Regions from separate parts of the Mus musculus genome. Here region 2 is linked to region 1. The links are chromatin loops, found by intact Hi-C in ENCODE. Cell type or tissue: left cerebral cortex. All regions are shown on one strand. Links, peaks and the distances in the headings refer to the core of each region. The heading gives the core; the rest is flanking DNA.

Evidence for each region. A loop is a pair of places that touch in the nucleus more often than their neighbours do. Peaks named below come from ENCODE experiments on the same cell type or tissue, not always from the same donor. Only the 100,000 strongest peaks of a DNase experiment are listed, where the experiment ranks them.
Region 2: a loop joins it to region 1, with 6 times the contacts of the local background. A loop is called at or near these places in 7 of 42 quality-filtered maps.

The regions. Positions count from the first base shown.
Region 1 is chr1:126,425,710-126,437,836 of GRCm38, reverse strand. The region is part of intron 4 of Nckap5 (NCK-associated protein 5); the gene reads left to right. Among named protein-coding and RNA genes, the nearest start is that of Gm35562, 390 kb to the right of the region's middle. In left cerebral cortex, for the core only: CTCF peaks have their summits at 5,358 (motif pointing right) and 5,993 (motif pointing right); a DNase peak (open chromatin) is centred at 6,007; H3K4me3 peaks cover 506 bases.
Region 2 is chr1:125,905,132-125,917,258 of GRCm38, reverse strand. It overlaps Lypd1 (Ly6/Plaur domain containing 1), which reads left to right and starts at 5,045. Exons shown (of 3, transcript NM_145100.4): 1 at 5,045-5,420; 2 at 6,731-6,868. The coding sequence starts at 5,369. It overlaps Nckap5 (NCK-associated protein 5), which reads left to right. Exons shown (of 17, transcript NM_001081756.1): 17 at 2,238-3,623. The coding sequence ends at 2,516. In left cerebral cortex, for the core only: a CTCF peak has its summit at 6,567 (motif pointing left); DNase peaks (open chromatin) are centred at 4,289, 5,054, 5,547 and 6,566; H3K4me3 peaks cover 2,921 bases; H3K27ac peaks cover 432 bases.

The DNA.
Region 1 (12,127 bases), core at 2,155-10,154:
GATTTCAGAACCCCAATTTAGGGGTACAGAGTTGAGATTAAAAACAGTCAGTGAACAAAGAGATTTTTACTGGGAAGAGAGACGTTGTAAAGAGACCTAGCCTCACATTTAAGGTAGGTATAATTTAAATGCTTTAAAAAGATTGTGTTGATTCATGTATATTCATTCATGGCTGTTTTACACACATTTAGATGTGATAAAATCCAAAAACCATTTAAAGGCAAATCCATAATTCCTTTGTTCCTCAGGTGTTTTACTACAAAGAGAAACAAAACGGCAGCCATGTGGAAATGTTTAAAACTCGGGAGTCATTGTTCTGCAGTTCTAGAGCGGAGTCAAAAGTCCAAGTGCTGCGCACAGTGAAAGGGCCTTGAATAACAGTCTTTCCAAACAACACAGCCCATGTGTGTGCAAACATGAATGCGGGCGTAGTCAATAAAAGGCATTGGCACTTTCATAGGTTATTCTATTCTATTAATGCTCAGCACATTAAAAAGGTGGTTCCATCTGCTACTTCTCTTCCTGACAAAAGGGAATCATTTTGATCAATGTCCTTGCAATTCTGAGGCTTGGTATAAAACAAATCACAGCGTTAGTGCTCTTCACTGATTGGGGTTAAAATGGTGCACTGTGGTCTTCGTGGTGACTTACATTTTACTGGCTCGGCACCCAGGACTTTGATTTGGCTGATTACCTGCTGTGGCTTAAGTGATGCAAGACAATTACTGGTGCTTCCTGGTCACAGTGGCCTATTCCACACCTGCACCCTTTTGTTGGGAGCCCAACAGGGATGCTGGACATGAGGTCTCCATGAATAAGCAGCCCTCAGACACCAGATTGATTTATGGTTGTATCAGACTCTTTGTTAGCATGTGAACCCCTAATTAATTTAAAGCCCTCTGTAGAGAAATTAAGCCCCTGGTTAACATTTCTAACAGACTCAGATGGTGCTAAAAAAAAAGGGAAGCGAGTCATATGAATGGATTTACCATGGTCACTGGTGTCTGTCCTTCACAATGAAGCCTGGTATGTGGATATGAGAGCACACCCTCCAATAAAGAATGGGCTGTCAAAGAACCTTCCCACTGTGCCTCCTAACTCAATTAGGCTTGTTATTTGGGTTCTAGCTTCCCATCTGCAGAGTGAGAGAGGAAGTCAGAGACAGGTATGGAGCAGAAGAAAGAGGATGAGGGTAAGAGAGGAATCTATGTAGCCTGCACAAACCTCTGATTCAATATTTCCCCCAACCAGAAATACTTACTCCAGGAGTTAGCCCATATAAATGGATAAGAGAAGATGCTTAACCATCAGGAAATTGTGTGTGTGTGAGTATGTGTGTGAGTGTGTGTGTGTGTGTGATTGTATGATTGTGCATATGCTTGTGATTGTGCATATGAACATGTGTGTGCATGTGTGTGAGAGAGAGAGTATGTGTATGTGCATGTTGTATGCAAGTGTATGTTTATGGGAAGGACAAAGGTAGATGTCTGGTATTTTCTATCTTTCTTTATTGCTCCCCACCTTAATTTTTGAGACAGGGTCTTTCCCTGAACCTGGAGCTCACAGAGTTGACTAGTATGGCTGACTGGTGAACTTGAGGATCTACCTGTCCCTGCCCCTTCCACCCTCATCCAAAGCAAGCATTACAGATAAGCACCTGCCCTGCCTGCCCTATTACACTGCTGCTGTGGATCCAGCACTTTCTCAACTGAACCATCTTCCGGGGCCCACCATCAAGAATTCAGTTACTTCAAGTTGCTGTCAGTAATAAAACTTAAATATGTTAGGGGTAGAAGCATAAGAAAGAAACCACTCCAGCTCTAGAAGAAGACAAACGTTAGTTTTTCTTTAATGCCAGTATAGAGAAAGACTGCCTACCCATGACTCAAAAAGTGATTCACTGTAAACTAATATATTTCATGTAAAAATCTGAGGCTTCCAGGAAGATATGCACAAAGCAGAAAAGATAACCCCTAATGGAGTGCATGCTGAGGAAACATTAGAAATTGGAGGTGAAGGCCTGTCGAGATGGTTCAGGTTACAGGTGCTTGCCACAAAAGCAGGAAGAGCAGTTTGTGTCCTCAGGACCCACGTAAAAAATAGGCATGGTGACTTGTAACACCAGCATTGATTGTGGAGGCTAGAGACAAGATTGTCCCTTGGATTTGGTGGCTACCCAGCCTAGTTAATGCGTGAACCTTAGGCCAATGAAAGGGCACGTATTGGAGTAAGGTATATGGTGTTACTGAGGAATGACAACCGAGGTTTTCTGCTGGCTTCCACACACATGTGTTCACCTGTGCACACAGACAGATGGAAATCAAACAAGCAATAATAATGATGATGATGATAATAATAATAACAACAACAACAACAACAACACCCTGAATAGACTAAAATAGCAAAAAAGGGAACAAAGAAAACGCATCACTGTGATATAGACTGCACCCGAGAAAGGAAGAAGATAGCCAAGCTCGGTCATCACTTTAGACCTTTTGAATAAAACACTGCCAGGTTACGGTATCTTACCTACTAACTAGTGAAAGCCAGGTGAGGTCATAACAGCTTCTGCTGGCGAGGTTGTGGGGCAGCAGATCTGTTCTGCTGCCAGGAGCTATACACATGGGTACACTTCTTCAGGGGATTTCCTGCTACCCAACAAAGTCACCCATGTGCTTGCCTCAGGTTTGGCCATTCTGTACCTGGAAAGCTCCCAGGCAATGCAAGTGTGAAAATAGGAAGTGCACATTGTAAGGCTGTTATTCATTGTAGGAATATAAACACTTTTCAATGTTAAGTTGCGTATATAGTGTATTTGTGGAGGGGCACCACAGCACACATGTGTAGGTCAGGGGATATGGGTGTCTTCATGCTCTCTCCTCTAACACATGATTCCTGAGTATCCAACTTAGGCCTTCAGAACTGTGGTCAAGTTCCTTTATCCAGGGGGTCACCTGGTTAAATACCTATGTGTTATTTATGAGTGAACAACATTGGATTTAACATTCTTGCCTGTTCATGAAGGGACAGGCTGACCTACATATTGTGTCTACACAGTATACATCTATGTAGTTGTGAAAAAAGGAATAAAGACAACTTCTGTGAACTGAAATATTCCTAAAATGGGTTTTTAAGTGGAAACCAAATATATAATAAATATATAGGAAGTCAGAAAAACAAGGGTAGAGTTAGGTACGTGTTTAAGAATGGAGGGCAACTCATATAAGCAGATATGTGCTTATTTACTTATGCAAAAGAAAATCATGAAGTATAAGCCAGAAACTAAATTGAATAGGAGAAAAAAGATAGGAAAAGTAGAAGGAGGATTGGGGTAGAAGGGCCACCAGGCCTGCGGGGCACTGCTGAGGATAAACATTTGTGTATCTCTGAATGTTATAGTCACCAAAATGTCTCATACTCACTCTATACACCTGCAGGATAAATAACTAAATAAATGCATGTGGAGCCTAAAATCAAATACAGTCATTACAGATAACATCTGTGTGTGTATATTTATGTAACATTACATATTATAACATCTAACATACATTAGATAAATTGTAATATATTATTTATCGATTATTTATATAAATAATGTATAAAGTTATAAGTTATATAAATATGAGATATGTTTATCTAATATAGTGGATAAATAAAAGTGTTTGATATATAACATTTATTGTAGATTAGCTTCACAGAAAACTTGTAATGTATGTTATAACATGTATAATATATACATAATTATATATACCTATAATATATACATAAATTAAATGTTTTTTATGTTTATGTTTTACTTTATATTATATTTTATGTTTATATCATTATGTTTATATTCCTCAAAGGAATGTGTGGACACATAGCTGAGGAGCAGAGCTAAGGAAGGTTGCTAATCAAGCCTATTGGATTTTGTTGAAGGCAGGCCTGGCTAGTAGGACTTAACCACTGGCAGCTGGAAGAGTAGTTACCCCATCAGGCTTAGAGGAAGTACGGGTATGAGTTTTGAGTGGTTCTATTTAAGGTGTCTTAGCACAGTGTCTGTTCAGATGCCGCAATGCTGTTGTGAACATGTCACGCCAATGACCTGCCTATGTTGGTGAAGAAACTAGTGGCTCGAGTGAAGTCTAGTCACAGAGAGACGCCTGCCCGTGTGAATACAGTTCTTCCAAATCTGTTTCCTTTCATCCAGTTCCCCCACAGTTACACTACGTTTCTTCACATAAAAGAATAATGTTCTACTTGCTTTCTATGAGTATGATAAAATAACCTGACAGAAGCAACTTAAAGGAGAATAGTTTATTTTGGCTTACAGTTGAAGAAGGAATCAGTCCTTCATGGTGGGTGAGACATGGCAGCAGGCACATGAGGCTGGCTGGTCACACTGCAGCTATACATAGGAAGCAGAGAGTGAGCAGAAAGGAGGAGCTGAGTATAAAGCCTCAAAAGCCACCCCACACATTAGTGGCCCACTGACTCTAGTGAGGTGCCGCCCCCTGAAGGTCCCACAACATTCCCAAAGAATGGGAACCAAGTGTTTAATGAGCCTTTGGGGGACAATTCTTATTCAAACCGTACCAAAGAGAAAACATGGTTACTTCCATCATCGACAGTGTCCCTTCCCAACTTCCTGCCACTCACAAACCCAGAGCTTATGAAATCCACATAGTCATCAGAAACTACATGTCAGAACCCAGGCTCTCTTCATGGTTTTTGGCTATGGCTGGCTTGGAGATCTATCCCTCCAGCCTCCTGAACTGGAAGCCCTGCATGACAGCATACTATAGACGTCTTGGGCTTTATTTTCATAAATACATGTTCAATCTGGGCCACAGCCTCTAGCAAGTGACAGAATTTGTGATGCATAATAAACTGGGTGCACGCAAGAGTGGGCATAGTTTAACAATCAGTGGAGTGTTAATAGACAGAATCTGTTTCCTCTGTCTGGAATGCTAGGGTTCTTTGGTTGATTAAACGGTTTTGTTGTTAAAAGGTTAACCATTTTGTAAATATCTCTGGCCTTTAACCTATAGAATTGACTCAAGAAGTAGCATACATGTGTATCCCTGATACATTGGTGCGTGTTTTGCTGTTGTTCAAGTATAAATATTTGACGCCATCCTTAAGGATGGCTACAGATTTTGTTTAATGACAAATAATTATATAGTTGGGGCTCAAGTATTCATCTAAAAAGTGCCTTCAAAGTGTCAACCCTCAAAAGGATGTGGAGAAATGTGAGGAGACATTATTTTTGAGAGAGAGAGAGAGAGAGAGAGAGAGAGAGATAGTTTTCGCTGCAGGGAGGTGTTATGTGCACACGATTGCTGTACCCAAAGAAGTCAGAAGAGGGCGTTGAATTTTGCTGAGCTGGAATGAGAAGAGATTTTGGGCCACTTGATCTGCATGTTGGGGACCAAACTCAGGTGCTCTGCAAGAGCAGTATGTGCTCTTCAACCACTGAGCCATTTGTCTGTCCAGCCCCAAAGACCTTTTAATATTGTAGGTTTGATCTCATGAAAAATCACAATGCTAAAGAAGGCATTTCTCTCACAGCGCACTTAGCTTCCCATTAAGAATGTCTTCAATTATTTTCTCCAACCGATGTTTATTCCTTTAAGTCTGTACATGCATTGACATGCTTAATAGAAAGAATTCTTCTTAAGAACACCAGTGATCAAAAGGCCATTTGCTTGTCACTTAAAGATGAACAGCTATTTTAAGCCCTATTTTCTCTTTTAAAGATAGCCCTTGGGGGATTCCCTCGTTACTTCTCTTCTCTCTACTTCAGTGCCAGATTTCTGCCTTTCTTTCCCTTGTTTCAGCATTTTCATTTACTCATTTTGTCGTGTAGCTTTGATGGGGATTTGAATGGTTTGAGTGCTGCCTGATCACTTACTGGGGTCTCCCCTTGGCCTACGATCCACAGTTCTGTGCTGAGAGCACAAGATGCCGAGCTTGGTCTTCTGCCCACAAGATTTCATTGTTGATTTAGGCTTTCCACCAGAAGAGGGCACCACATTCATTAAAATAACATCCGTAATCCAAGCTGAGCTTTGTATGTCCTTAACAGGTTCCAGACAGGGTGTGTGCAACCTCACCTTCCATCAGACCTCATAAAAAACATGACAGCTGTTCTTTGGAGGGTGGGGACTGCCTTAGGAGCCAACACCACGGGCCTGCAGTCTGAGGATGCAGCGGCAGGAAGGAGAGATCTGTTTTAATGATGTTCTCTGACAATAACAAGAGCAAGGAACAGCAAGTCTAAAACACCGTGCCTCCTCTCCAACGCTCACATATCTACTCAGTTGGGGATTATATTTTTTTTTTTCAGAGCTGAAAGGATTGGTTCTTTAATTAAGCATGTAATAGCCTTCTATTTATCATTCCGCAAAACAACTGCCTCCTTGTATGGGGCGATGCCACAGTATGAAAAATAGCATGTTTCCTTCCCTTCTGCCGAAACTTGAAGGTGTTGTTAACAGCAGCGGGCCTCACGACGTACCCCCTTCATCTCTCCATGTACCTGCTCATGTGTCCAAAACTCCAGTGGAAAGCATTGATTCATTTGGATAATTACACATGGCTTTCAGAGTCTTAAAATTCTAAATACCCTTCTGCTTAGTAATGTGTTAATCTGTCAAAAGCCGTTTAGCTATTCATCCCAGATTTATTTATGAGCCCGAGCAATATTGTCATCCAAATTACCCACGGAAGAGATGGTTATGTCTCCTAGAGGACTGGGGACAGTTTATTCTAGTAGCATACCTGGGACAGTGCATCCGCGTGTGAACCGCAAAGATGAGTATCTCAGTGCCAAGAAGCAGAAACAGGGTAGGATGTCAGGCCACACCTGGAGTTCATGGCAGATACCCTAGCATTTCTGAGGCCTAGGTTTGTTCCATCATGGGACTGCTTCCAAAGACTATAAAAAGGAACCTTAACAGAGACAGGAAGAATGTTTCAGAAAGAATACAGATGCTTCCAGAAGTTTTACCCAATGCACCAATACTCTGTGTGGAGTCTTGTCTGTAGTTTACATAAAAATCACTGTCCGGTGGACCAGCGAGACGTCTCCATGGGAAGAAGAACTTCCCATACAAGCCTGATGACTTCTGTTCCATCCCTAGCAGCCACATGTCACCATCCCTGGGAGATAGGCACTGTGTGGGTGAGATGGGAGTCGGTAGACTCAAGTGGAAGCTCACCAGGCAGCTCACCAGTCAGCTACACTGGAGTCGGAGCAGTGACAGGAGTAACCGAGACTCTGCCTTGACATGTGGGAGGTGAGAACTGACTCCAGAGAGTTGTTCTCAGACCTTCACATACGTGTTGTGGTCTGTCTGTCTGTCTGTCTGTCTGTCTCTCTCTCTCACACACACACATACACACTCAGCACATGTGCTCTAGTATTTTAGTAAAGAGTTATTTCTTGGGAGTAGATGGTGTTTTGGGAGCACTGTATTTGCTATTCTTTCCTTATCCTTCCTGGGGCCAAAATATGTGCATGATACTGAATAGTAACAGTCGTGGTAGGGGTGATGCTCCCAGCCAGCAGGTAAGCTGCCTTTTTACAGCAGCTATCCCACAGTCCTTTGGGAACCTGTAGTGAACGCCGTCACAGTACACTCTGGGTAATGGTGACAGGAGCTGATATTTGTGGAGCTACTTTTCTGCCCAAGCTCTTTCTGATGACCCAGAGGAAGCTGTTATTATTATTAATCCTCGTTGGACTCGTTCAGGGAAGTTAAATAACTGGCCTGGCCTCCATCTAGGAAGATACAGAGCTGGCGTTTGAACTCCAGCTGCCCCTGAAGTCCACAGAACCCAGCCCACACTACTGCCTCATACTGCCTTCTGCCGTCGGAGCCCCAAGTGGGGAAATGTTACATTTTTTCCTTTAAAACAACCTCATTTTCTAAAGAATCATTTTGTATGAGTAACAGAATTATAGAATATGGTATTCCCATGAAAAAAACTATATTAAAATATGTCATACAAGATAAAGACACATCCTTTTTAATGTTGGTGTTAGCATGTGTTAATTATATAAATTAAAGGTGATGTTCCATATCCAGACATAATGCATTTTGGTATTTACCCACATTGCCTTCTATTGTCCTCCTTCCCCTCTCACCAACCCCCATCTGTTATTAGACACGTTCTCACGACCGGCCAGGAAGAACACCACAGACCAGAATCTTCTGCGGCAAGGCTTTATTGCTTACATCTTCAGGAGCCAGAGTGCAAGAAGCAAGAGAGCAAGAAGCAAGAGAGAGAGAAAAGCAAGAGAGAGAGAAAAGCAAGAGAGCGCGAAAACGAAACCCCGTCCCTTTTTAAGGAGCATTCTCCTTCGCCTCGGACGTGTCACTCCCTGATTGGCTGCAGCCCATCGGCCGAGTTGACGTCACGGGGAAGGCAGAGCACAAGTAGTCATAAGATACCCTTGGCACATGCGCAGATTATTTGTTTACCACTTAGAACACAGCTGTCAGCGCCATCTTGTAACGGCGAATGTGGGCGCGGCTCCCAACATCTCCCCCTATCCTTTTAATAAGAGCAAATAGGCCACCCATATTAATGAGAGTGGAGATAGAGGTCAAATCCCCAGTGTGTAGGTAAAGGAGCCATGTACAGGATTAGCTCTTAGGCTCACAGGCTTTTACCCAGAGCAACCCTGACCTGCTCCCGTGTCGTTTTGCCTGGGGGAAGGGAACTAGGACACTGAACCTTCATGAAAGATGACATGTCTCCCTAGAATAGGCTCATATATGCCGCAGAGCCTTTCCATTGCAGTGCTTAGCCTTGCAACTCTCTCGGGCTGCTGAAGCACACTCACTCTATCCCGTGCAATGAGTCTAGCCTCATGGGATATAAGAGCTGAGTGGCCAGCGACCTATTGCCTAAGCATAGATATATCATATATCAGGGGGAGCTCCATGTTCTAGTCCTGCAAGCGCCTGGGCAATAACCACCTTGTCTCTCCTAGTTTAGGCCTTAAGCTTACAGACCAATCAAAGAAGCAACACTAATCCACAGCAAAGTGTATCTCCAAATAATATTAATCCCACCCATTTTTTAAAGAAAGAAAATGCTGAGGAGATCCAATTGGGTAATCCTTTGGTCAGCGACAGGTCCAAGCGCGTGGAGTTGACCTGAAGTCTCAATTCCCGAAGGATCTGTTCAAATTCAGCCATCCAATTCTGTAACATATACTGAAAAAGACTTTTTGACAATTTAGCTGCCCTAGTAAATTTAACATACTGAATGGAAATAACACACAATCCCGGAAACTTTTGTTCACATCCCTGCTGAGTTATTTGTCATAATACATTTAGTTGTATCTGGACAAGATCTATGAGTTGATTAACCAGCATGAGACCTCTCTGTATCTTGACATTAGCTGAGGCCTGTTCATCTATGACTGTAGTCACTGAGGCTGACAAAGTGTTAATGGTGTCAGTCGTCTGGACCTGTCCAGACAGAGCCAAGGCTGTCTGAATCAAGGCTAAACCCAGTTCCTAGTTAGTGGTAAAAAAAGCAGGAGAATACTTGAGCATTATACATCACCGTCATTGGGAGTGGAAATGTCGACATTATCCCCCAACGCTGCTCTCTTTTTATTATTGACGCCCTGGACATCACCAAGACGAGGGACATTAGTATTCCCTTGGTCAGTCTGGATTTTTCGGGTGAGTCTTTCTGGTAACCAAAATGGGTTGTCTTCATTCTGTGGGAAAACACAGATAGCTCCCCTGGATCTTATCAAAATAGGATCCGGGCCATACCATTTATTATCAAGGACATTTTTCCATTTAACCATCTCATTGGGCCTATCTGGCTCTGAACAATGACGTTCAGCCGCAGTATGGCCATGAACATCAATATTTAAAAAATTGAGTGTAAAGAGTGCCATAGACACCGACACTCTTGGTGCTCGGGGTACAGTCTCCTCAAAAGTTCCCCTCTTCTGTTTTATAAGATAGGTTTTGAGGGTGCGATGCGCACGCTCAACAATACCCTGTCCTTGAGGGTTGTATGGAAGTCCAGTCAGGTGGGTCACGTCCATCTGACGGCAGAACTGCTGGAATTTTTGAGACGTATAAGCTGGTCCATTATCAGTCTTAAGGAGTCTGGGTTTCCCCCAAGCACTCCATGCCTCAAGGCAATGTTGAATCACATGTGAGGCTTTTTCTCCGGTTAACTGAGAAGCAAACATGATGCCAGAACATGTGTCAATGGACACATGGAGATATTGAAGTTTTCCAAAGGAAGAAACATGTGTAACATCCATTTGCCAGACCTGTAGAGGTCGAATACCGCGTGGGTTAATTCCCACATGAGGAACTGGCAAGAACTCACAGCAGCTTTGACATTGAGTAACAATGTCACGGGCTTCTTTTCTTGTCAAGGAGAAACGACTGCGTAATGTTTCAGCCGTCACATGAAAATTGTTATGAAAATTTCTTGCAGCCTCTACCGGGGATGATAGGGCAGCAGCCACCACTTTAGTGGCCTTATCTGCCAAATCATTTCCCAGAGCCATGGGGCCAGGTAGGCCTGAATGGGCTCTAACATGAGTAATATAAACAGGAGATCTTCTAGATAACAAAACTAATTGTATCTGCTGAAAAATATTGGCAACTCTACTGGAAGGCTTAATCACTCCAGCCACTTCTAAAAGATTTACTGCATTAACCACATAACAGGAATCTGACACAATATTAAGGGGTTTTAAAAAGGTTTTTAAAACTTCTAAGACCACTAAACATTCTACCACTTGAGGTGAATTTTCATTATATTGTTTGGATACCACTTTACCATTAGCCACATAGGCACCTATGCCAGTTTTTGATCCATCAGTATATACCACAATCCCATTTTTAAGTGGGTTTCTTACTGTTATTTGTGGAAACACAACAGATTGATTTTGGGCAAACTGTAAGATTGGATGCTTTGGATAATGGTTATCTATTTTTCCTGAAAAGGAGGTAACTAAAACTGCCCAATCATTAGATGTGGCTGCCAAGGTTTGAACCTGTGCAGCGGTATAAGGTACAATTAAAAGATATGGACTTTGCCCAAAGTGGGTGATTGCTGCTTTTAGACCTTTAAGGGCAAGCTGTGCAATTGCATCAGGATACCAATCTATTATTTTAGCTGGGGATACGTTTGGATGGATCCACAACAATGGCCCATTCTGCCACAAAACTGCAGTTGGCAATTGTGCTGTCTTAAAGACACACAAACTGAAAGGCTGCGAATCCTCAATACGTTGTAATTGTGCATTCTGTAAGGCTTTTTCCACTTTTTGTAAGGCCTGGTTAGCAGCTAGAGTAAGAGTCCTAGGGGAGGAGATATGAGGATCTCCTTCTAAAATACTAAACAAAGGCCTTAACTCAGCGGAAGGAATCTTTAAAAAAGGTCTGAGCCAATTAATATCTCCCAACAGCTTTTGAAAATCATTTAAGGTATGGAGGTGATCTCTTCTTATCTCTACCTTTTGGGGCACAATCTTATCTGGGGACACCACAGAGCCCAAGAATTGTCCTGTATCAGAAATTTGGACCTTTTCTGTGGCTATCTGTAAACCCCACTGACTTAAAGTTTTAAGTAGAAAAGGATATGCCTTTTGTAGCATGGTAAGGTCTTTATGGCACAGGAGGATGTCATCCATGTAAAGGAGCAAAATTAAAGAGGGGAATTGTTCCCTCACTGGCAAAAGAGCTTCTTGCACATAAAGTTGGCACATTGTAGGACTATTGGACATTCCCTGTGGTAAGACCTTCCATTGATACCTCTTATCAGGTTCCATGTGATTAATAGAGGGGATGGTAAAGGCAAATCTGGGCCTATCCCTTGGACACAAAGGTATAGAAAAGAAACAATCTTTAATATCTATAATAATTAAATTCCAGCCACGTGGTAAGGCGGAAAGTACAGGGAGACCCCTCTGTACTGGGCCAAATAAGTTCATTTGCTCATTAATGGCTCTGAGGTCATGGAGCAGTCTCCACTTTCCTGACTTTTTCTTAATTACAAAAATTGGAGTATTCCAAGGTGAGGTAGAGGGTTCAATATGGCCTAGTTTTAATTGTTCCTCTACCAGTTGAATCACAGCTTCCAGTTTTTC
Region 2 (12,127 bases), core at 2,231-10,230, 520 kb after region 1:
TTGAATGAATCTGAGATCCACATAGACCAGGTACAGATGAGGAAAACGTGTGTGTTTCTTGAAAAGGAGTGGCATCCATTTGAGATTGAAAACCACTTCCACGAGTAACTAAATAAGCACTAATTCAAAGCACAAGCCCAAAGTCTTTCCATGAAATGATCCTGTCCTCCATGGTAGAGAAACTGCCAGCACCCTTACAACACCAAAGGTGTCCACTCCCGTATCTCTTCTCTTTCAGATGGGTATTTAGTAATTAAGAGTCTGCAGGTCCTGGCTGCATCTGTCTGCCTCCGTCATTTTCCTCGTGACATTTATAAGACCAGTATAACTGTATGGGACCTGGACTAGGGTAGGAGAAGAAACTGTGTGTATTCAAGATGTATTGACAGATCATTGAAATGGAAGATTTGGGTAACAACATTTTTGAAATGACCATGACAAAAAAAAAATGACCATTTTTTCCCTTTTTTACTCTGAAGGGGATAGATTTAACAGAAGAAATAAAAGCCACCACCAGCAGCAGCACAAAGCAAGCTTAACACCAGATCCCTCTCTCTGCTGTGCAGGGAAGCTTCCGCCCAGTAATTATTGAGCTGAGCCTCATCCTGAGCACTGGTCAGCAGGGACAATGTTCGAGATACACAAGGAACGAGTTCTGACCTTGTATTCCTGGAATCTTGTTAGCAGTATTGTTTCTGTTTTGTATATTATATATCCAGATAGCTCTAGAGAAGTTTTGACTTCTGGCTACAGTGAATAAAGTCCGAGTCAATAGACACATTAAATACCCTAAGTTGTGTGTGTGTGCTGGTAGAGGCACGACGACAACTTAGAATGTCATTCTGGCACTGTCCGGTCCACGTCATTTATTTGTTTTGCTTTTGATTTGGAATATGCTCTTTCTCTAAAGACAGGTTCTCTCTGGCCTGGGACTCACCAAGTAGGCTGCACTGGCTGGCTACAGAGCCCAAAGAGCCTCTTTTCTCTGCTTCCACAGCACTTGCATTACTCTTGTGTACCACCACACTCATTTCTTTTAGATGGGTCCTGAGGATCAAACCCAGGTCCTTATGCTTGCAACAAAGTAATATACTGACTGAACCATCTCCCCAGCTCTAGACACAAGTGTGAAAATGACAGTGTGTGTTGTTTAGAACTAAGACTATTGTATACCAACTACAAGGAAATAAAACTTAAAAAAGTAACACAAGGACCCAAAAGCTAAATCAAAATGAAACATTCAGTTTTTTGAAAGCCTAACAGAGTCCCTTAAGTACCTTTGACCTAGTGGAGGATTAACCTAATCAACCGGTGGTTCTTGTTATCATATTTAAGGCCCTGCTGCTGCTTTTCCCTGAGATGGTGGGATTCATGCCTCAAGGGAGAATAGCTCATGGGGTCTGCTTTAGTGACTTGATGGCCCTCACTCTTCTCATTACCTTGGTGTCCCTGCCTCCCATTGTCCTCTCCCCAACCTGAGCAGCTGCTTGATCCACTGAAGACACTCAAGCTCGCAGGGCACCTACAATGATTGCTTAGTATAACTACAGTATTTTATGAAATCCTGAAGCGAAGTGTGAAGAAAATCACATCCTTGGAATAAATTGGTATAGCTAGACCTTCTGGAAGGGAAGGTTTCTAAAGTGCAGACCCGCTACTTGGTTTTAATGCCTCTAGCCCTTCTGCAATCTGTAGTCAATAGCTCTGAGCTCTCCTTCAAATATCTCAGGTACCTAAAAGGGACAAAATTGAAACATGACAATATTCTTGACAAGCTTAATATGTACTTAAATTTTATGGCAATTTAACAGATTTTATGCCTTTTTTTCTCCCAAAAGACTATAACTTCTGGCTGAAACTCAAGTCATATCCCTTTTAGAAAAAGTACAAGGAGTATTTATTGAGAAAACAGAGGACTTTGAACTTTTGATAAAGAAAAATAAGACACATTACCTGGGTAAATTTCAAATGGATCCATTTAAAATGAATTAAGTGGCACTTAACTGGTTTGCAAATTGGGGTCTATTTATCTCACTAAAATGATTAAAGTCTTGATTTATCCCTAAAATTAGCTTTATTATTGCATTTAATTACACTAAAAGATTGTTAAGGACTTGTAGGTTCTCTCTGTCCCTTTAAACTGTACTTTATTCAGACAATAATTGAATATCAGATAGGATAAATTGATTTTTTTCCAAAGAATTATGTTTCTAATATTTTCCTCTTTTTTATTGCAGGAACCGAAACAAGTTGAAGAAACAAAAGAAGATCCTGAGAATAGATTATCTGAAATTTCCCTGGAGTCATTCAATAAATTTAGCAGCAATACTGTGATTTTATTAGGAAAAGAGAAGTCTCCAAGTGAGGTTGAAGGACAAAAGGAAGAGAAAGGCAAAAAGACAGAAGTGTCTTCGAGTAGCTCCGAACGGCCTGGGGTGGACCGCGTGGAGTCTCTGAGTGACTCTCTGTATGACAGTTTCTCCTCTTGTGCAAGTCAAGCATCCAACGAGGCCTAGAGGAGCATCCTTCAGTGAGACTCCTGCATGCATGGTGCACTAGGCAAACAGACTCCAGAGAAGCTGATAGCCAGTATACCAGAGTTTACTTCTCTCGTGGACTGATAGAGATCGCCTCGACTTACTGTGTTTTGAGAGGATTAAAAAGCAAAATATGATGGAGAATTCTCAATGTTTGCACTTTTTTGAGTATTTGTATAAAAGCTGTACATTTTTTTGGGGGGGGAGAGAAATTATATTTGTAGGGGGAGAAAGATAGCAATAAAAAGAGTTGGCGCCATGCTCTTGAAACGATGCATTAAGTTCTAGAAGTTGATAATATATTTTTTAAAAACCCCAGCTGAAGATTTTGTGAACATAATCATCTTGGTCCTCAACTCATTTGTGCATATACTGTCAATGGAAGCGTGGGGCAGGCAGGAAAGCCAGAGGGGTGGAGGTCACCTGTTCTGAAGGTCTCTCTCGATTGGGTGGTCCACTTGCCACATTGTCTCGAGGAAGATGTGATGATATGGGTGTTCTGTTGAAGAATTAGAGTGTGAGCACTGATTAGATGGCACCAGATGATGCGGAAGGGAGCAGATCTTAGCAGGCTTCACTCCCAACCTCTTCTATCCTCTCCATTGTATTTCTCACAATTCTGAGTGTTTGCTGTTTTCTTTTTAAATTTCCCTGCTTTTATATTATTATTAAAACCTGGGTACTCTTTGCCATATCTTAAAAATAAATGAATGGTTGGTGCTATGAAACTTTCTTACTTTTTAATATCCTTTTTTTCTATTAAAGACTGTTTATATGGGAGGATAAATTCTATTTTAAAGGTTATGTGTATTTTTTCTAGACGTGAACTATTTATAATTCCTTCTGTACAGAAGCCTACAGACCAGGCAGACTAGAGCTATGTTTAGGATTTGTGTGGTTACCTTAGAACACTTGTATCTTTATAGAGTATTGTATGACCAGTGTTATTGTATTTGTGCAATTTGTTGTATTTGGATTTCATTACCTTAAATTCAAGCTGCGTGTAAAGTATCCTCCTTGTCTTTAGAAAAAATTCTTTTGTTTCATTTCATTTTGGAATAAAGGTCTTATCACAATTACACCCTATAAGAGCAGAAAAGAACTTTGTTCAGGGAGAGGTTGGTCCCGTGATTATTATAATTATGTCTCACGCTTGCTCTGTGGAGAGGTTTCCCTGAAAGAATAAATAAGCCAACCCTCTTGCTACTGTAATAGTAATTCGAACAATTGTTAAGATCCACACTTCAGACAAGCGAGTAATGGGCAAAGCATCCTTGTCTCCCCAAGGAGTTAACCAGCTAGAAATGAGGGGGAGGGGTGGGGGAGAATGAGCCTGAGGCAGCTATGGACCGATCTCTGCAAAGGAATTACAAGAAAGTCATTTATGCCTCTTTCAAACCTGCTCTGCTGGCAGGGTAGGGACATAAATGATCACATCCCAGCTGAGAGACCACTTCCCCTCGGGAGACCTCACAGGAGAGGGGTGATGCTTAGCCACGGGTTTCCACCGAATCTCCCAAATCCCAAATCAGGGGTGGGGGTGGGTGGAAATGCGCGGGGGTTGTGGGCGGGGGCACCAAGAGCTGCGACTGCCTGCTCTGTGCACAGCACAGTCTTCCACAAAGCTCCACCAGGAAGGCAAAATAACACCGTGGTGTCCCGGGAATACGCAAGGTGGGTCACTTAGAATTGTCAGAAAGGGGAGTAGTGGAGGAGGGAGGCAGCCTATGGCCAATTGGCCATGCTTTAGCGCTGTAAGGAGTGTATACCCATAGCTGGTGGCTTGGGGGAGCAGTCAGACCCATTTGCTTTTCAGTGAGAGCACAGATCCGGGTGTCCACTCCCCAGGTAGCTTTATTTCTGGGCTAGGAGACCGAGGCTGAGTCAATGCATCCCCCTGCGGTGCATGCAAGCAGGTGAGGAGATGGTGGTTGGGCTAAGCGAGCTAGCTGCGGTAGGGTCACCATCGTACTCGCAGGCATTCTGCTGGAAGACCCAGGTGGCCAGTGAGGTGGGTTTCTCTCAGGAAGAGGCGCGGCTGCGTCGGACACCCCAGGGAACTCGCTGCTCCGCAACTTTGCCAGGTGCTCAGAAACAGCCCTTCGCTTTATCCAGGGCAGTCACCCAGAGGGCCAGGGGGCAGCGAGTGATAGAAGACGCCGGGCTGGGTGGGCGAGACCCAATTGCAAGGGTACTGTTAGCACCGAAAGGGAACATAACACCTGGAAGGGAAGGGTACCGCAGCCTAGCACTCGGGTCTCCGAGTTCGCATAGGACAGGTCCTGATGGCACCTGCTGCGCCCTAGTCACCTCCTTATTCCTAACCTCTGTCAACACTACTCCCGAACCCAGCAGGCGCTCCTTTCCAAGGAACTAGAGGAGGTAGGCTAAAAGGGTGGCAGAAAGGGGTGGGGACAGTAGAGAGACAGTCCCAGCCTTCCCCGCCCTCCACCCCCACCACAACTCAGCAGCCGTCACGTGGTACCCGGAGTGGGAGGGGTGGGGGCAGAAGAGGCGAGACTTTTTTGGGTGCTCCGGATCGCCAGTAGTTCTTCAAGCCTCAGCAGCCAACTCCTCCGGAGGCGCTGCGCTCCGCCCCAGGGAGCGCGAATCCAAGGAGCCTGGGACCAGCCTCTGGGAGCCCCCGGCGCGGGCGATGCGGGCGCCGCGGGCGACACCTGCGGCTCCTCTCGGTGGCAGCCGTCGCTTGGGCGGCAGCAGCGCGAGCCTCGGCAGCCTCGGCAGCTACTGTCGCCGCGGCCAGAACAGCCTCCGCTGCGGTCGTGGTCTCTGATGCTCTTGCCCGCTCCCGGCCCTGCCGATCCGGGAGGATGTGGGTTCTCGGCATCGCAGCAACTTTTTGCGGATTGTTCTGGCTTCCAGGTAAGAAGATGAAGAGGCCAGCTGCCTGGCCAGACACGCTCCTGCTATCTCGCCAAGCGTCCCTGCTCTCAGCCCCAGTGCGCCCAGCTGTGGTCCGCGCTGCGCTGGGGCTACCCAGCGGGAGTTTGGTGCTGGAAACTGAGACCAAAGGCGCTAGACTGGGACGCTCTCCAAGTCCCGCGCTGCAGGAGAGCCGAGAGCGGCAGATTGGCGCGACTCTTGGCTGCAGCTGCGTGGGGTACACAGTCGGGGATACAGAGCTGGGATTGGGGAGGGTCCTTGAGTTGGGCGAGACAGGAAAAGGAGCGACAAGCCTCCAACCTAGTCAAGTTACCCAGTGTTTGTGGCCACCCAAGGGAGCGGCGACGCTGACAGGTGAGCGACTCGCCGGACAATCCTCTGCTGGGGGCGGGGGAGCAGCCCTTCCGGACTGAGTGAGCTAGCTGTGCTCTTCCTGCGATCGGTAGGGTGTTAGGAAGGGGCATGCGGCCCAAAGAGAAGCTCCCAGATCAGAGGAGAGCAACCAGGAAAATATGGTAAGTAACTGCTCCTGATCGCGGACTCTAAGCTATCAGAATTTTTTTCCAACAGCCATGTTTTTCAAAAAAAGGGGTCACAAGACAGGTCTAAAAGGGCTGCATTGTGGTGGTCCCTAAGCAGACGCGCACATCCAACGCAGGCACTCTCTCATTACATCCTCTCCAACCCTCAGCAGCAGCTGCCCCTGTCGCTGATCACAAGAAGGGAGCCTGAGCTGGAGGACTGAGCAGGGATACTTAGCATCCAGCACCTCCCCCCCCCCCCAGGTTGCAGGGTGGTCTCCAGGAAGCATCAGAGCCTCAGCCCATGAACGCTGACTTAAAAGATTAAATAAATAAAACCGAAAACGCGTCAGCCAATGCAATTATGAACGGTGCCAAAATAGTAATTAACCAATTTGTAGCCAATTAGTAATTAGGCTCAGACAGGAGCTCAAGCTTGTACCCCACTACTTTGATCTGGGATTTGAACTCTCACCGGTCTCTTTGCAACTTCTTGCGGAAAGGCCGGAGGGGTGTTATAGGAGCTGTTTGTGTCTAGAGAAGAAATGTAGGGTCTCTGGCAGGGCTTTATCCTCCTAGACCCTGGGAACTGATGCCGCCGCCCCCTGCTGGCTTCAGGCACCTCCAGCCTTCCTGAACATCAGGATGCAGAGCCCAGAAGCCCTTGTTGTCTGGGGCAGTACACGGTGATACCGGCCAGCCAGGATGTGCTCTGTGCAAGCCAGATCTTAACCAGTGTTTCTGAACCCCACCGCATCTGTCCCACAGGGCTGGCGCTGCAAATTCAGTGCTACCAGTGTGAAGAATTCCAGCTGAACAACGATTGCTCATCCCCTGAGTTCATCGTAAATTGCACCGTGAACGTTCAAGACATGTGTCAGAAAGAAGTGATGGAGCAAAGTGCTGGTAAGATACTCTTTCCCCCTCCGACCCCCTTGGAAGGCTGGGAAAGGAGGGTATTAAATTACAGGAAAAGATCCTGACTGATGTAACACACATGCTACTGTGTGTTACACATGCACTTGGGCACACACACACACACACACACACACACACACACACATACATATACACTCACTGGTTAGCACAGATGTACTTTTTACAGTTCTGGGGAAATGAAGAGTTGGAAGTTACTTTAAACTCATTAGGGTTAATTGCCAGGGCTTCTTCCCAGGGGACTCCTGAGAAGTTATTATAAATCAGTAGCTTTCCTTTATTTTTATCTTTATTTTTTATTTACACCTTTCACCTTCCTGGACTAAAAAGCTGATGGGGCAGTGAAAACAATATATGGATAACTGCCCCGGCTCTAGCAGCTCGACAGTAGCCTGTGAGCAATGTCAGACTGAAATATGAAGCTACTTGAAGTTCCCAGAGGTCAGAACTTGAAAAATGTGTTTTGTCATAGCGCCACACCATATTTCTTTGAAGAACGCTATAGGATCTTTATTTAATTTTAGAACTAATGCATCAAATTCCAAGCACAAATTGCCAAGATCTTCCACAGGAAGGATACCCCCACCCCCACCCCATACCCTAGCTATTTAGCTACTAGCTAGCCAAGTCAAGAGACTGTATGTCGTACAGCTGAAGAAGGGAGTTAGCTGGAACCGACTTCACTCTAGCTAGTAAGTCTTGAAAGGTAGAATCCCACCCACTCAGGAGTTAAAATTAAAAACTCACCCCAAAGTGGCACCAGACATTTGAGAAAATAAATGAGCTGCTGCTTCAATTCCAAGGTCAAATAGAGACTTGGCTATTTAAAGGTTGCTGAAAGCAAGGGAAATACCATCTTGGGGATGAATGACATTGGGTGAGTCTTATTACTTTTTAGTCCAACAAGGTGCCCATGGAGCTCCACAGCTCATTAGAGCAATCGAGTCCCCTTAACTCCCTGGCAGAACAACAATGGATAGAAGCTAGCACTGAAGACAGAACCATGGAGAAGCAACTTCTCCTGGTTAGGGAATGGAAGTATATTGTTGTTAACTTCTTAGTTGCTTAAGGAACCTATCTGACAGCTCTCTATAGGACTGAGCAATGATGTGAGGGTGTGTGTGTATTCTTTTTTCATGTGTATGTGTGTGTGATATGCATGTATGTATGCAAACATGTTCATAGTTGTTGGTACATGAGTATATATAGGTACCTGTTATGTGTACATGATATTCATGCCAGTATAAGATGCACCTTTGCATGTGTAGAGACAAGAGGTTGATATCCATATCTTCCTTGCTCATATATATTGAGGCAGAGTCTTTTACTTGAACCCGGAGAACTCACCAATTCTAACTAGACAACTTGGTCCAAAAAAATCTCAGATCTCTGCCTCCAAGGCTGAGCTTACAAGCAGGCATCGCCTCATCAATCCTGCTGACATTTACATGTGTGCTTGGCATCCAGACTCTAGTCCTCACACTTACCTGGAAGCACTTCCCCCGCCGGGCTATCTCTCCAGACCCTTTGTATGTGGCTGTTCTTTGTAGTACATTATTGGCTGGAGTGTATTAAAAAAAAAATGCTATTCTGGGAAGTCTAAGATGTAACTGCTCTCAAACATAATGTATCCTCCAAAACCTAGTGAGCATTGTTGGAGCATCTGCTACTCCTGTTGTTTAATGCAGGAGGACAACACAAAACTTAGTGATAATACTGTAACCAAGATGGATGTGAATGGTTTTGATGAGTGATTTTCTTTGCACTGTATTTTAACTGAGCCAAACATCTTCTGGCCTTCCAATATCTTCCATGAAATAGGCTTGAGGCAGACATGATGGAAGGTATTAGCATGCCTTCAGAACTTCCTCAGAATCCTCAAGGCCACCGCTCACCTGGAGGCTGGGCTTCACAACCAGGGCTGTGATCAAGGAAAGGAGTTACTCGGCAGAACACTTCCAAGAAACACTGCTTTTTGTCCATGTGTTCATCCAAGATGACAGCCACACACTCCCTTTTCGTCTTGCTGTAGCCTCTTCTCCAAACTATACTGTAGAAAAGACCTCATAACTTCCACATTACCCACAGAAAGCATCCAGACAGGCAATCCTGAAGCAAGTCTTTGGTTTAGGTTGCTTGTTTTCTAGTGACACATGTCACTAGAAAGGTGTCGATGGCCACAGGTTAGAGGACATAAGCCACAGGTCAAAAGGTGAGGAAAAACTATCACACAGCAATGCCAACCTTTTTTCCTTCTTTTGGTGAGAACGAGAGAGAGAGAGACAGAGAGAGACAGAGAGAGACAGAGAGAGACAGAGAGAGGAAATGTATGTGATATATATCTATATCTATATCTATATCATCTATATCTATATCTATCTATATCTATATCTATATCTGCATGTGTGTATATACACAACATGGATACATATGCAAAGGTGCACACACTCAAGCAGGAGCAGGTGGGGGCCAGGGAGGCATCCAGCTCTCTCTCCCCATTTCCCTTTAAGACATGGATTCTCACTGATTCTGGCCAGCAGCAAGCCCCAGAGATCCTCTTGTCTCCTCTATCCTCCATAGTGTTGTGGCCATACCTAACTTTTTTTTTTTAACATGGATGAATGCTGGGATTCTTCATGATTGTTCTGCAAACGCTTTTATTCACTATTCTCTAGTATTTACAATGGACTGACCACCTAGGCAAAACTGGCTATCTTCAGTCTGTGTCCATGACCTCTGCTTGCAACAACTGCAGCTGTGCAGTGCCTGCTTGTGACACTGGGCATCTGTACTCACCAGCCACCTAGGAACGCCAGGATCAAGTAAATGGCCACTCTAACTCACTTGCTAAATAGCCCAAACTGAGTTTTAGTTTCATCCTTTGTATAAACTTCTAAAAGCTACATTTATTTATTTGAGGTGGGGGTGGTGATTGCACACATAGCACAGCTTACATGTGGAGGTCAGAGGTCAGAGGACAACTTTCAAGAACTGGTTTTCCATCATTCTCCATTCCATCATTCTCCATTCCATCATTTTCCCCTGGGAATGTGGGTCCAGGACATAACCTTAACCTTGGTATCAAAACAAACAAACAAACAAACAAACAAACCAGAAGCAATTAATGAATCCAAAGGGAAAACCAGTTAAGAGGTGTTTCTTAGTTTCTCTTTGTTTGTTTCCTGTTGCTGTAACAAAGTAGTCTAACAAAAGGAACTTCATGGCGAGTTTAGTTTTAGCTCAAAGTTCAAGGCTCTGTCAAGAAGGACATAGTCCCAGCAGCAGGAGCCTGAGGGAACCGGTATTATCACACGAACTCAGGAACAAAGTAAGGCTGCAAGCTCCAGTGTCCATAGCCCCTCTCCTGTAAGACTCCAGTCAGAGAACAGCCGTGCACATGACAAAGGTGAGTCTGCCCATGTAAAGTAAGGCAAAGATAATTCCCGCACAGACATGCCCTTTTTCTCCTGGTGTCAAGTTGGCAACACTAACCATCATACTAGCTGTAAATAGATGCAAGGCAAATGTGCTCACTGTTGATCGTGGTGGTTTTGTTTGCTTGTTTGGTTGTTTGGTCACTTGGTTGAGTTCTTTTTACTTTGTTTCGTTATTCATTTTGTTTTCTTGGGTTTTGGGTTTATTTGATTTGGTTTTGGTGTTTTGCTTTGTTTCGTTTTTGTTTTTCCACAGCAGAAAGCAATGTCCTGGGACTGAAATCTTGAAGACATCTCATATTAAATTTCGTGTAATTGCTATAGACCAGTCAGCTTGATTTTTTTTTTAACCAACAAGGATGGAGAGGAAGTTTGGTTGCTAAGTGACCACAATATAATAAAATCCTGGCAGCATGAGCTAACTTTCACTGTATGCACTATCTGGCTCATCCCTTAGCACTAGCCTCATAGTATCTCATGAAATGTAATAGCTCTATTCATAATGACCAATTATGAGCCTATACTTCAACCAGCTGACTCCGGTTCCACTCTTTGTCAACTTCACCCTCAAGAAAGAACATAGTGCCTGTTAGGTGGTGCCGACAGGAATCAAAGCCAAACTGGTTCAGAATGTAGCCTGTGCTGAGATTCTTGGTGCAGCAGAGCTGAAAATGCCCGTCTTTCCTAAGAGCATCTAGGTATCTTCCTGAAGTTCTGCTGAATGTGATAGCCCTCTTCCCCTTGAGGATGCTTATTCTGTGTATCCCTGTTCTGTGAGGCCATGAGTCTTGTCTCAGCTCTCCGAGAGGCTCTGGGATGCTCCCCACTGAATTGCTAATTTGGAGCATCCTTTGTATGTTATAGAGATACAGAGGAAGATCTTTAAAAAGTTATATGCCTGACCCCAAGTCCACTAACCCATTGTTACCAGGTGGCTCTCACTTCCCTGGCCAAACACATTTGCTGCAGTGCCACCTGCCAGCCTCTGGCAGAGGGAAATGTACCACCACGCACTCCCAGAGAGCTGACACTGGGAAAGTTCTAAGGACTAAGATGATTTTTTTTTTTTTAATGTCTGTCAAGTTCATCTGGAAGGCCAAGTGCACAGACCACAAAGTAAGTATCAGAAAGCCAACCAAGAGGGATTTAAAATTCTTGAGTGTGCCTTGAACTGGCATTTCTTTAATAGATATAGAAATACCAGGGATTTATACAGACGAAGAAATCTTAATGAACTAACCTAACCTGACATTAAGCAGCAAATAAAAGATTGTCTCCCTGCCTGCCCCATCCCCAAACACCGGCCATATGATATGGCCAGGCCTTATTATAGCAAAGTTGATCTTTGCTGGCTTAACTCTGCAAACCAGTTCTTATGAATGTTGAGAAAGGTAAATTTAATTTCCATGGAGGTGCACTTAAAATTAGCCCTTGCCTATTCTCTAGGGTGGTGCCCCTGTTAGGATCTGAGGTTCTTTGCTGATGTTCTTTTTCACTTGGTCATTTCTGGAATAATAAAGTGTGGGTTCTGGGGAAGGGAAGTTTCCTGTCCTCCCTAATTGATGGTTAGACGTTTGCATGACTAATGCCTCCCCTCCAGACTGCTCTTCATGGGTTGCTGTTTCTACGCAGCAGCGTCCTTGAGAATCACATTTACTTTGCTTATTTATCATTGCATTCCATAAAAATATTTCAAATATTGATTTTCATTTCAGAAGGGAAGCCTGCCCCCAACCTTCCAGTATGAATTTTTAAACCAGGGTATAAAGAATACGAATTTGCATTTGTTTGACAG